Regions from separate parts of the Homo sapiens genome. Here region 1 is linked to region 2. The links are chromatin loops, found by intact Hi-C in ENCODE. Cell type or tissue: mammary epithelial cell. All regions are shown on one strand. Links, peaks and the distances in the headings refer to the core of each region. The heading gives the core; the rest is flanking DNA.

Evidence for each region. A loop is a pair of places that touch in the nucleus more often than their neighbours do. Peaks named below come from ENCODE experiments on the same cell type or tissue, not always from the same donor. Only the 100,000 strongest peaks of a DNase experiment are listed, where the experiment ranks them.
Region 1: it touches region 2 in a loop (2.3-fold over the local background); 3 of 110 quality-filtered maps call a loop at or near these places.

Annotation. Positions count from the first base shown.
Region 1 is chr21:34,054,596-34,060,374 of GRCh38, reverse strand. No RefSeq gene overlaps it. Among named protein-coding and RNA genes, the nearest start is that of MRPS6, 16 kb to the left of the region's middle. In mammary epithelial cell, for the core only: no CTCF peak of the experiment used is centred there; no DNase peak of the experiment used is centred there.
Region 2 is chr21:33,973,959-33,979,737 of GRCh38, reverse strand. It overlaps LOC101928126 (a long non-coding RNA gene), which reads right to left and starts at 3,356. Exons shown (of 2, transcript NR_134561.1): 1 at 3,187-3,356; 2 at 2,047-3,010. RefSeq lists enhancers at 3,059-3,588, 2,660-3,859. In mammary epithelial cell, for the core only: no CTCF peak of the experiment used is centred there; DNase peaks (open chromatin) are centred at 2,897, 3,457 and 3,987; H3K27ac peaks cover 2,587 bases.

The sequences.
Region 1 (5,779 bases), core at 557-5,556, 81 kb before region 2:
CATGTGTTTTCTGGGTGGCTTTCAAATTTCACCTTATGTCAATCTTAATTGAAACCTCTGTCAACTTTTCATCACCTGATTTGAGTGGGCAGATCCTACAAATACATGCACACTTTCACCCATACATACACACACCAGGCTAATCTCTTTGCTGAAAGATTAGGATTCGTTGAATGAGTGCTATTTGCAACACTCTTTATATTTTCGCCAATCTCATTGGCCATCATTTTGTAATTATTACATTAAAAAAGTAAAAACAAGGATGTATCAAAGGACTCAAGAGTGCATCCTAGAATCCAGTAACAGAACGTACATCCAGGGCTCCTGGGGAACTAGACAAGACATCCTTGGTTTCTCTGGGACTACATGTATCTTGTCTCTGCTCTGCTCATGAAGTGTCTGACATCACCCCACCCTCCCCATGCCATCTTGTCTGTTTGGAGACAAGCACTCTCTGCCTCTACATGCCCACCATGGAAGATGGCTAGCCCATAGCCCAGGTATCCTGAGGACACACATGCCAAGTTCAAGTGACAGCAGATACCACCATCTCTGATCAGGAGGAGGAATCTCACTTGACATCCATCTTCAGATCCATCTGAATCCACGAGAGTACAGTGATGGCATACAAATTCTTGCTTCCAAGAGAAGAACTATCCAAGAGAATTGTAGGCAGAGCAGGTCTCACCAAAGGTGGCTAGTTGGCAGCAGTACAGCTTGGTGGTCAAGAGCATGGAGCCAAAGCCAGACCGCCTGTGTCCAATGACTGTGTACCCTTGAACAAGTAACTGAACTCTGTGGTTCAGTTTCCTCATCTGTAACATAATCAGACCTAAGGCATAGGGTCGTGTCCAATATACCACACACAATACACGGAAAGTACAGTGCAGCCTGCAGTGTGGGAAGTGCTTAATAGCGGTTTGCCATTATTGCTACAAAGGCCCAATGCTTTAAAAGAAAAATTGATTCAGATCACCAAGCTCTGCTTGACTCTTATTCCCCAGATGTCCCCTCTTTCCACAGCTGGGGAAACCTGACTCCACTTGAAGGCTCAGTGGCACTCCAGGAGCTGAGAAGAAGCAGATCCTAATGAGCAGAAGGGATGTAAGGAGCTCTAATTTGGCTCTAACACAGTGCCCGGCTCCATCAGTGTTAGCCTGCAGCACATAATGGGTTTGCAGTGCCGTGAGGCTTCAGTAGAATGTAAGCTCCAGAGAACAGGGCCTTGGTCTAATCATGGTAAGGTCCTGGCCCCTGATACAATGCCTGACACAGAGGGTGATGAATAGATATTTGCTGGCAGAATAAGGTAGGAATTTCCTCTAGATCAAGCTTGTCCAACCCATGGCCCATGGGTCGAATGCAGCCCAGGATGGCTTTGAGTGTGGCCCAGGATGTCTCAGTATGGCTTTGAATGCAGTCCAACACAAATTCGTAAACTTTCTTAAAATCTATGAGTTTATTTTGCAATTTTTTAAAAAACTCATCAGCTATTGTTAGTGTTAGCATGCTTTATGTGTGGCCCAAGACAATTCTTCTTTCAGTATGGCCCAGGGAAGCCAAAAGATTGGACACCCCTGCTCTAGATGGTGGGCTGTCCCCACTTAACTGGGGATATCAACCTCTGTGCCCCCTCTGAGGGTGGTACCTGAAGCCTTTGGCTAGGTTGAGTTCCCAGGGAGGGAGATGAGGAAAAAGGGGGTCTAGCTGGAGGCTTGAGGAGCCTCAGCCTTGGAGCCATGGGTTCCATTTGGGACATAGGTCTCTGCCATTGCTGCTCCCCCCACATCCTCTCTCCCTGGAGGTGCCTTCAGCATGATCCCCCTCAGAAGGCCTGAAACACAAACAGCTGGGGAGGAATAGAAGACAGCGGGAATCTTCTAATCTAGAGTAGGGCAGGAAAGGGTGTCCTTCTCCTTTTCTGGGTCCGCAGCTGTGCAAAACAGTAACATTGCAACACCACTGGCATTTTTCTCCCTCCTCAGGTGGGAAATATTTACCCTGCCTAGAGCAGCTACAACACACACTGGTGACCCATCCCTGTGCCCAGGTCCCTATCTTACCACGCCATCCAGTCCCAGTCTCCTTTCCTGTCCTCTTGTTAGCAGACCTCCCGAGTACCAGGAAGCTTACCCCACCTCAGCCAGCGTGCCCCTCTGTGCCAGCTTCTGAGTTTTTCCTGAGGGGATACCCGTGATGCCATCGCTCCGGTCTTGATGGTGTTATTTCCTTGTGGCCTGGAAGTCTCTTGGCCTGCGCTGCTCAGCCAGAGCGTCCCACAAGAGGATGCATACCTCACTCCCATGAGCCCCACCCCGGGATTTTCATAGCTACTGTCAGGGACAAGTCGTGGGAAATGGGCCTCAAATGCTTTCCAGAAGCTTCCTTGCTCACTGCATGTAAAGCTTTAAAGCCCTCATTTAATTGTCTTCTTCCCACATTTTAAAAGTCAACACCCCTGAGGTGGGGCGCGGTGGCTCACACCTGTAATCCCAGCACTTTGGGAGGCTGAGGCAGACAGATCACTTGAGGCCAGGAGTTAGAGACCAGCCTGGCCAACATGGCAAAACCCCATCTCTACTAAAAATACAAAAATTAGCCAGGTGTGGTGGCACATGTCTGTCATCCCAGCTATTCAGGAGGCTGAGGCATGAGAATTGCTTGAACCCGGGAGGCAGAGGTTGCAGAGATCTTGCCACTGCACTCCAGCCTGGGTGACAAAGTGAGACTCTGTCTCAAAAAAAAACAAAATAAAACAAAAACACACACACACAAAAACAAAACCAGAGAGCCTTGGCTGCCCTACCCCAGGGAGGGGGTCTGGTTCCGCCCAGGAGGCTGTGCCCACAAGCTTCTGGCTAGCCTCTGTAAAACCTCCCCAGATCAATAGATAAGCCAAGAGGAGGAATCGAGTCATAGGGAGCAGGAAGGCCAGGCTGGGGACAGGACAGGGACAGCCCATGCTTGAGGGACAATTGAGAAGAGGAGGTACCTGTCAAATTAGGCTTCAGGGTTTTAAAAGATTGTTATTTGTATTTTGCTATTGTAAGATTACTGTAACCTTACTACGGAAAATTCAGGAAACAAAAAAATGCCCATAATCCCACAATCCAAGCTGAGCCACTGTTGACACTTTAGAGGTTTCTTTCTAAACTTTTATGGATATGTGTTATTTAATCAGACGGTACATATAATTTTATATTCCATTTTTTCATTGATATCTAATCATGAGCTTGTCAATGTTTTTAACTAACATTCATAACTGTTATTTAGACTTGCTGTGTTATATCCTACTCCAGGAAATGCCGGTGTCCATTTAATCTTTCCCCTGCTCTTGGATGTTTCAGGTGACACTTTTTCACTCTTCATTTGTATAGCAAATCCCTAGATGAACATCTTTGTTCTCTGGCTTTTTCTGCATTTAGGAATGCTTCCTTTGCTTGGCCTTCCAAAGCGGAATTTCTTGAAACTGATGGCTTCTTGGGTCCATTGCCAAATGTTTTTTTTCCAAATAGGGCATCAGCAGTGCTGAGCAGGCCTCGGGTTAGAATCAGAGCTAGGGGGCCAGGCTCGGTGGCTCACGCCTGTAATCCCAGCACTTTGGGAGGCCCAGGCAGGAGGATCACCTGAGATCAGGGGTTTGAGACCAGCCTGGCCAATATGGTGAAGCCCTATCTCTACTAAAAATACAAAAAAATTAGCCAGACATGGTGGTGCAGACCTGTAGTCCCAGCTACTCAGGAGGCTGAGTCAGGAGAATTGCTTAAACCTGGGAGGCGGAGGTTGCAGTGAGCTGAAATCACACACTGCAGTCCAGCTTGGGGGACAGAGCGAGACTCCATCTCAAAAAAAAAAAAAAAATCAGAGCTACGGGAAACTGAGGCCAGCAAGGATCCTGTGTTCTCAGTACCCGAAACACTGCAATAAAATTTCTCCAGGGCTAGGCCAGGAGGTCAGAAGATCTAAGAAGTGGAACTAGGGATGATTGGAAATGCCCGAATCATGTGGAATCAGTGCCAAAAGAAAGTAAGTAATGAGTCTAGACATGTAATTGCCGAAGTGCATATGGTGCCTCCAGCTGTACCACCCTGAACAGCTGATTGCTCAAGTGCTATACAGTAAAGACCAAGAGGTGGAAAATTACAGGCAAAGTACAGGTGAAGGCCAGGACCCCAGGCACATATTTTTAAAAGAAGCTCTGGCCGGGCACAGGGCTCACTCCTGTAATCCCAGCACTTTGGGAGGCCGAGGTGGGTGGATTGCCTGAGGTCAGGAGTTCAGGACCAGTCTGGCCAACATAGTGAAACCCTGTCTCTATTAAAAATACAGAAAACTAGCCAGACATGGTGACATGTGCCTGTAATCCCAGCTACTCGGGAGGCTGAGGCAGGGGAATTGCCTGAACCAGGGAGGTGGAGGTTGCAGTGCACCGAGATCACACCACTGCTCTCCAGCCTGGGCAACAGAGCGAGACTCTGTCTCAGAAAAAAAAAAAAAAAAAAAAAAAAGAAGAAGAAGCTCTAATCTCCTGGGTGGTGGCATGGAAAGTTACTCAAAGGCAGAAACCGCCTCATCCCAATGGTTCCTGAAAGCCACCTCACCCTGCACTTCGCCCAGGGAACCATATAAAAAGGGAGTTCCAGCATCCACTTCCTTCTTGGTTCCAAGCTGCCTGCCTCAGCCCATTCCTCCCACCTCATTCTATCTTGGATTTTATTTTTTCAGCTTCCAACCTGGGCATTCTTTCACTATTGCAGGTGAAAATGACAAGGTCCTCTTGCAGCTGCCATTGATTCCCCCAAACCATAACTTGTTCCACCCCCCCAAACCATAACTGGTTCCACTGCCACCAGCTAGCCAGCTTTGGGTCACCTCTGCCGATTCCTTCCATCTGCCCCCAAGACCACTGCTGTGCCCACCCCACAGGGCTCCCTCTCTGAGTGCTCTCCTCCTACTGTCTGGTTTCCAGCACTGCCCAGACCCTGCTGATGTCCAGACCTTCTTCCAGCCCAGACCTGTCTCCTGGCCCCAGGCCCAGGTTTTGGCTGATCATTAGACATTTCTACCTGGGTGTTCCAGGTGTCAGCTGAACCCAGTATCTTGCCTTTAGGCTGCGCCACCTCCAGTCTCATGTCCTGTGAATGGCCCCACCACATACCCAGGCCTTGTACCAGAAATCAGAAAACCTCCTAGAGGTGACCTTATTTCTTACTTCCATCCAGTAGGTCACCAAGGAGCTCTCAAATCCATTCCTTCCTTGCCACCCACCTCACTCCACAGCCCTCAAATGCACTCCCACACGCACTTGTTTACCTGCCTCACTGACCCGGGTCTTCCCTCTTCTACTCTCGGGCTCCCAGAGTGGTCCTTCTCAAACAGCATGTTGATCAGATCACATTTCTGTTTACGTAAAACTCTAACTGCCTCCTGGAACGAGGGGTACTGGGGGTAACATTCCAAATCCATTCATTCATTCACTCATTCAGGAAATATTTACTGAGGGCCTTCCATCTGACAGGCACCACACTAGCACTGGGAACCCACTGGAAAATAAAGCAGACATGGGTAAGTGATGTCCACTGATATCAGGGTCATCTACGAAGGGCTGCACCATGCACACCGAGATTGATCCCTCACCACATCCCAGCTGTATTCTCCACCGTTAAACTCACGACCCTGCAGCTCCCGAAGCATGGTGCTTCCCTACCCAGAACAAGTTGCTTCTCCAGCCCTATTTACGCTTCCCTATTCTTTCTTTGGATAATCACTATTTGTTCTT
Region 2 (5,779 bases), core at 535-5,534:
CGTGATGGTGGACACCTGTAATCCCAGCTACTCGGGGGGCTGAGGCAAGAGAATCGCTTGAACCCGGGAGGCAGAGGTTGCAGTGAGTCAAGGTCGTGCCTGGGCAACAAGAGCGAAACTGTCTAGGGGGAAAAAAAGTCAGGCAGCAGCCCTGTGGCTATAAATGCTAAATATATCAGATGATCCACAAATTCCTGTCTCCAACTCAGGTGTCTTCTGAGCTTCAAATAACTCCATCTATGTCCACTTGGATGTAGAATGTGTATTAGGTTTTTCAAACGTAACATATTCTAAATACCACTTTTGCTCTCCCTCCCCACCTATACCTATCCCATCCCTGTGGTTTTCAAACATTAGTATACCCCATCTCAGAATTTAAATAACCAATCAGGCCAGGTGCATGGCTCACACCTATAATCCCAGCACTTTGGGAGGCTGAGGCAGGTGGATCACCTGAGGTCAGGAGTTTGAGACCAGCCTGGCCAACATGATGAAACCCCGTCTCTACTAAAAATACAAAAATTAGCCGGGCTTGGTGGCAAATGCCTGTAATCCCAGCTACTAGGGAGGCTGAGATGCGACAATCACTTCAGAAGGCACCAGAAACTCTGCACACCATTTCCCAGTCAAAGATGATGATTCTCGTGACATTATTGTCTCCTCAACCTCTTCCTGTGGGCAGGTACCCGTCCCCAAAGGCGGTTGGATCCAGGCCTGCATTTTCAGAATTAATGGTGCAAGGAGGCAGAGGTTGCAGTGAGCAGAGATCGTGTCACTGCACTCCAGCCTGGGTGACAGAACGAGACTCCATCTCAAAAATTAAAAATAAATAAATAAATCAAAAACAGAATCTCCACATGATTCAGTAATTCCATTTCTGGGTATATATCCAAAACAATTAAAAGCAGGGTCACAAAGAGATAATCGTATACCCATATTTACAGCAATATTATTCACTATAGCAACCCAAGTGTCCATCCACAGGTGAACAGATAAGCTAAATGTAGTCTATGCGTACAATGGAATATTACACAATGTTAAGAAGGAAGGAAAATCTGACACATGCTACAACATGGATGAATATTAAGGACATTATGCAAAGTGAAATAAGTCTGTCACAAAAGGACACACACTGTGTGATTCCACTTAGATGAGATACCCCAAGTACTAACATTTACAGAGACAGAAAGAAAAATGGCGGTTGCCATGAACGAGAGGGAAGAGGAAATGCGAACTGTTGAAATGGCATAGAGTTTTAATTTTGCAAGATGCAGAGAGTTCTGGAGACGGGTTGAACAATGATGTAAATGTATTTAACACTACTGAACTGCATACTTAAAATGGTAAAGGTAGTACATTTTATGGTTTATATTTTATTTTTGTATTTTATATTTTGTATTTTGCCACAATCTTTTCCAAAAATCCAATTCCCTCCTCGTTCTCTGTGCCCCTCTGTGATCCGGCCCTGCCTCCATCTCTGACCTCATTTTCTATGCCGCCTCCTCTACTCCCTCAGCTCCAGCCATTCTGGCTTTCTGGCTAACACCCGTTAAAGCGTTTAACACCCACTAAGGCATTTCCACCTGGAATCTTCTTCCTCCAGAGAGTCTCGTGACTTACCCTTCCACTCCCACAGGATCTGCTCAAGGAGACCTTCCCTCACCACCCTTTCTAGAATGGCAGTCACCCTGACTTTGTTCCTTTTTGCCACACTTCCTAACTTGACATTAGGTTGTTTGTTTATTTAGAGACAGGGTCTCGCTCTGTGGCCCAGGCTGGAGTGCAGTGGTGTGATCACAGCTCACTGCAGCCTCAACCTCCCAGGCTCAAGTGATAAACCCGCCTCAGCCTCCCGAGGCCTCTGGTCCCGAGGGACCAGAGACTCATGCCATCACCCCCAGCTAATTTTTTGATTTTTTTGTAGAGACAGGGTCTTGGTTGCCCAGGCTTATCTTGAACTCCCGAGTTAAAGCAATCCTCCCATCGTCACCTCCCAAAGTGCTAGGATTCCAGGAGTGAGCCATCACACCAGGCTGACATTATAGGTGCAATTGTCTGCTTGTTTATTCTTTCTTCTTGTGAGAGCAGGAGTTTTTGTCTGCTTAGCTTACCACATAGCTCCTGGCACACAGTAGGTGCTCAATAAATACACTGTCTGTGCAATGAGCTGCTGAGAGAATAAATGTGAGCCCTGCAATACAATCTCACATAGAAAGACAAGGGTGGGGGACCCCAGGGACTTCAAATCACCCTCTTACTGCTCAGTAAATGCAACTTTTTCCCTGGACAATAAAGAATGGAATTGTATATGTAAAATACTGAGAGCTCTTAGAGAAAATAGTTACAAAATTCGTAGCAACCCGCACACAGCAAAGCTCAATATTCATGGAATGCAGATCTTTAGTACTGGCATGATTTTAAAATTCAAACATAAGCTGTTTTTCCACGTTCTTTAACCACAAATAAGGCTGCTGGTCTGGGGTCAGGATACCATGGAGTCAGGAGGACTCCTGGGTGACTAGTGCCACCACTCACTTGCAGTGTGACCTTGGGGAAGCCACTGTTCCCTCGCTGGGCCTCCGTTTTCTTTCCAGTCCTAATTAAGGACCAGGTTGCTTCCCATGGGTCACTTCCGACTTGAACATTTTTGCAACTTCAGAAAGTTATAGTTCATTCATTCTTCAAGATTTCTGAGAATTTAAGTTCATCTGAAACTGCTCATTGGTAAGTTTCCTTTTTTTGTCCTTCCATCAATTGGCAATGCAATACAGAAAAACAATTCTACCCAGGAGTAAAACCACAATGATTCATGTCATGTCAAACCCAAATGCAATGGGGAGGGGAGGGAATAGGGATATTTACTCATTCTTGGAATAAGAAGGAGTTTGAACTCAAAACTGCATTATTCACGGTAACATCATTCATCGTGACAAGCTGCTGTGTTTTTCATGAGGTTGTAAGATGTAATTGCTCAGGCATTCAGATGGTATTAGAACGAGGGAGTGTCATCCTATCAATAAAAACAGAACAAACTCTGTCTTTGGGGAGGCCAAGAGTGGGGCTTAAGGGAAGGGCACAGCGAGGGAGACAGAGGCTGGGGCAACAAGCACTGGGGCGGGGGGTGGGGTGGGTGCTGCAGTTCCCCACGCCTAGCCCGCCCTTCCTACAAGCCTGCCCTGGACTCACCATCAGCTGAAATGAAGCAGGAAGTGGAGCAGGGGATCTGTGGGCCCCACAAGCTCAGAGGAAGGAGGGCAGCAGGGACTTTCAGTGCGTGGCTATAGGAAATTTACCAAGTGGAACAGGAGACTCCGAAGAGTTCATGTGCTTTTCCGAAGAAGTGTCCAAAGGCACTTAGGCCAAAAATAGATGAATAGATGAGTGAGTGAGTGAGTGAGTGTACGTGTGTGTACGTGTGTCAGTTCTGGTAATCTACAAAGACAAGACTGGCTTTCCCCAACTTAATCCTCCCACCAACCCCCACACCCCCTTCCGTTCTTGCATGTCTGAGCCTGTCTGTCTGGCAGAGGGAGAGGTGGACCCAGCAGCCTCTGGGGAGAACTAGAAAGGAAGATAAAATAAGGCTAGGAAGTTTGGCCACCCCTGCTCCCCCGAAAAAAGCTGCTATCATCAAAGGGGAAGGGCCATTACACTGATAGTCTACTCTGGCCTCTGTGACCAGAATTTGTTCTTGTGGAATGTAGCCGGAGAATCTACAAGTGAAAACGCAAGGCGTTGTTTTCACCAAGATATAAAAAGCTGTGGCGCCAGCAGCATAGGTGCCCACCACTGCCACTGCTCATCCACCCCACCCCACTGTCACTCATGCACAGATGGCCCTGTGGCCTCGTTTCCTGAGAACCCCAGAGGATGCAGAATCACTCTAGCCCTCTGAAAACTCCTTAGCGCCTTAGCACTGTGAGCAAGAGTGGCATTAGTCATTTGAGGAAGTGGTGGTGACCAGCAAGAGACAACCTTCATTGAAGGCAAAAATGAGGTGATTTCACACTGTTCTGCAGAGAGCAGAGGCCTCTCCCTGAATGCAAATGTTACCATGACAGGAGACAAACACATGGCAGTTCACTGGGTGATAGTGAACAGGTGTGCCTTTGGGTATTCCCAGAAATAACTGGAGTTGGACATATTCAAAGACAACCAACTAAACATCCAGGAAAACATGACGCCATGAGTAGGGCTAGCAGACAAAAGAAACAGACTCACAGAGGTTTCAGATATTCAACTCACTATACACAGACTAAAACAATTCTAGCTACTCTTTTCAAAGAAATAGTCAACAAGTTTGCAAATTCTAACCAGGAACTGGAAACTATAAGAAGTGTCACAGAAGAACTTCTAGAGGTGAAAAGTACAATAACTAAAAATTAAAGAGCATATAAGTCGCTTTAACCACACTTTGAACACAGCTGAATAATTCATATACCAAAATTAAAGCAGAAGAAACACTGAGATTACAGTATAAGGAGACAGAAAGATTAAAAACCAGATGAGAGGGTAATAGAGTACACAGTGAGTCAACCTAACATGCATTTGATGGCGGTATCAAAAGAAGTAAAAGGAGGGAAGGCCCAGAAGAAAATATTTTAATAGGCTGGGAGTGGTGGCTCATGCCTGTAATTCCAGCACTTTGGGAGGACAAGGCGGGTGGATTACCTGAGTTCAGGAGTTCAAGACCAGCCTGGCCCACATGGTGAAACCCCATCTCTACTACAATTACAAAAATTAGCTGGGTGTGGTGGCGGGCACCTGTAATCCCAGCTACTAGGGAGGCTGAGGCAGGTGAATCGCTTGAACCAGGGAGGTGGAGGTTGCAGTAAGCCAAGATCACACCGTTGCACTCCAGCCTGGGCAACAAGAGCGAAACTCCATCTCAAAAAAAAAAAAGAAAGAAAGAAAATATTTTAATATATAATGATGGAAGAAGGAAGGAGGGCGGGAGGAAGGGAAAAAAGAAGGAAAGAGGGAGGAAGGGAGGATGGGAGAAAAGGAGGAAGACAAGGGAGAAAGGGAGGAAGAGAAGGGAGGAAGGGAGGGAGGAAGGAAAGGAAGAAGGGGGATGGGGTGGGAGGAAGGGAGGGAGGGAACGGAAACTTTTAAAGCAGCCTTAGGAAGAAAGAGATCACCTTTAGAGAAGCCATAAATAAACAGTCAACTGACTTTTTTTTAAAGCCACAATGGAATCCAAAAGAAAAGCCTAGATCCTCTACCCATGGAAAATATCCCTCAAGAGGGAAGATGAAATATAGACATTTGCGACAACAAGAAAAACCTACAAATAAAACTCCAAGAGCATTCACCACTAGCAGATCATCATCTTTTAAAAGGAAAAGGAGTGTGGCACCCACAGCTGTGTGGAATGCTGGAGCTGACAATTTGCTTGGAGCTTCCAACAGGGAAATCGCTGCTTGATGACTGGTGTAGACCCATGATCTAGCTACTCTATTCAAAGAAATAGTCGGCAACTTTGCAAATTCTAACCAGGAACTGGAAACTATAGGAAGTGTCACATAGTTGATATAAAAAATGAACTCAATGATCATGGACATCAGTGTGAACCAGATGGACCCCACACATGTCTTGGCACCTCAGAGGCCCCTGGAATGTGTGTGTGTATATATGTGTGTGTGTGTGTGTGTGTGTGTGTGTGTGTGTGTGTGTGTGTGTGTGTGTATATGCCTCCAGGAAAAACATTGGACCCCTAAAATGACATGGGAAAACAGGGGCTCGAAGCAGGAGGTAAATTCAGCTAGAGGATAATAAA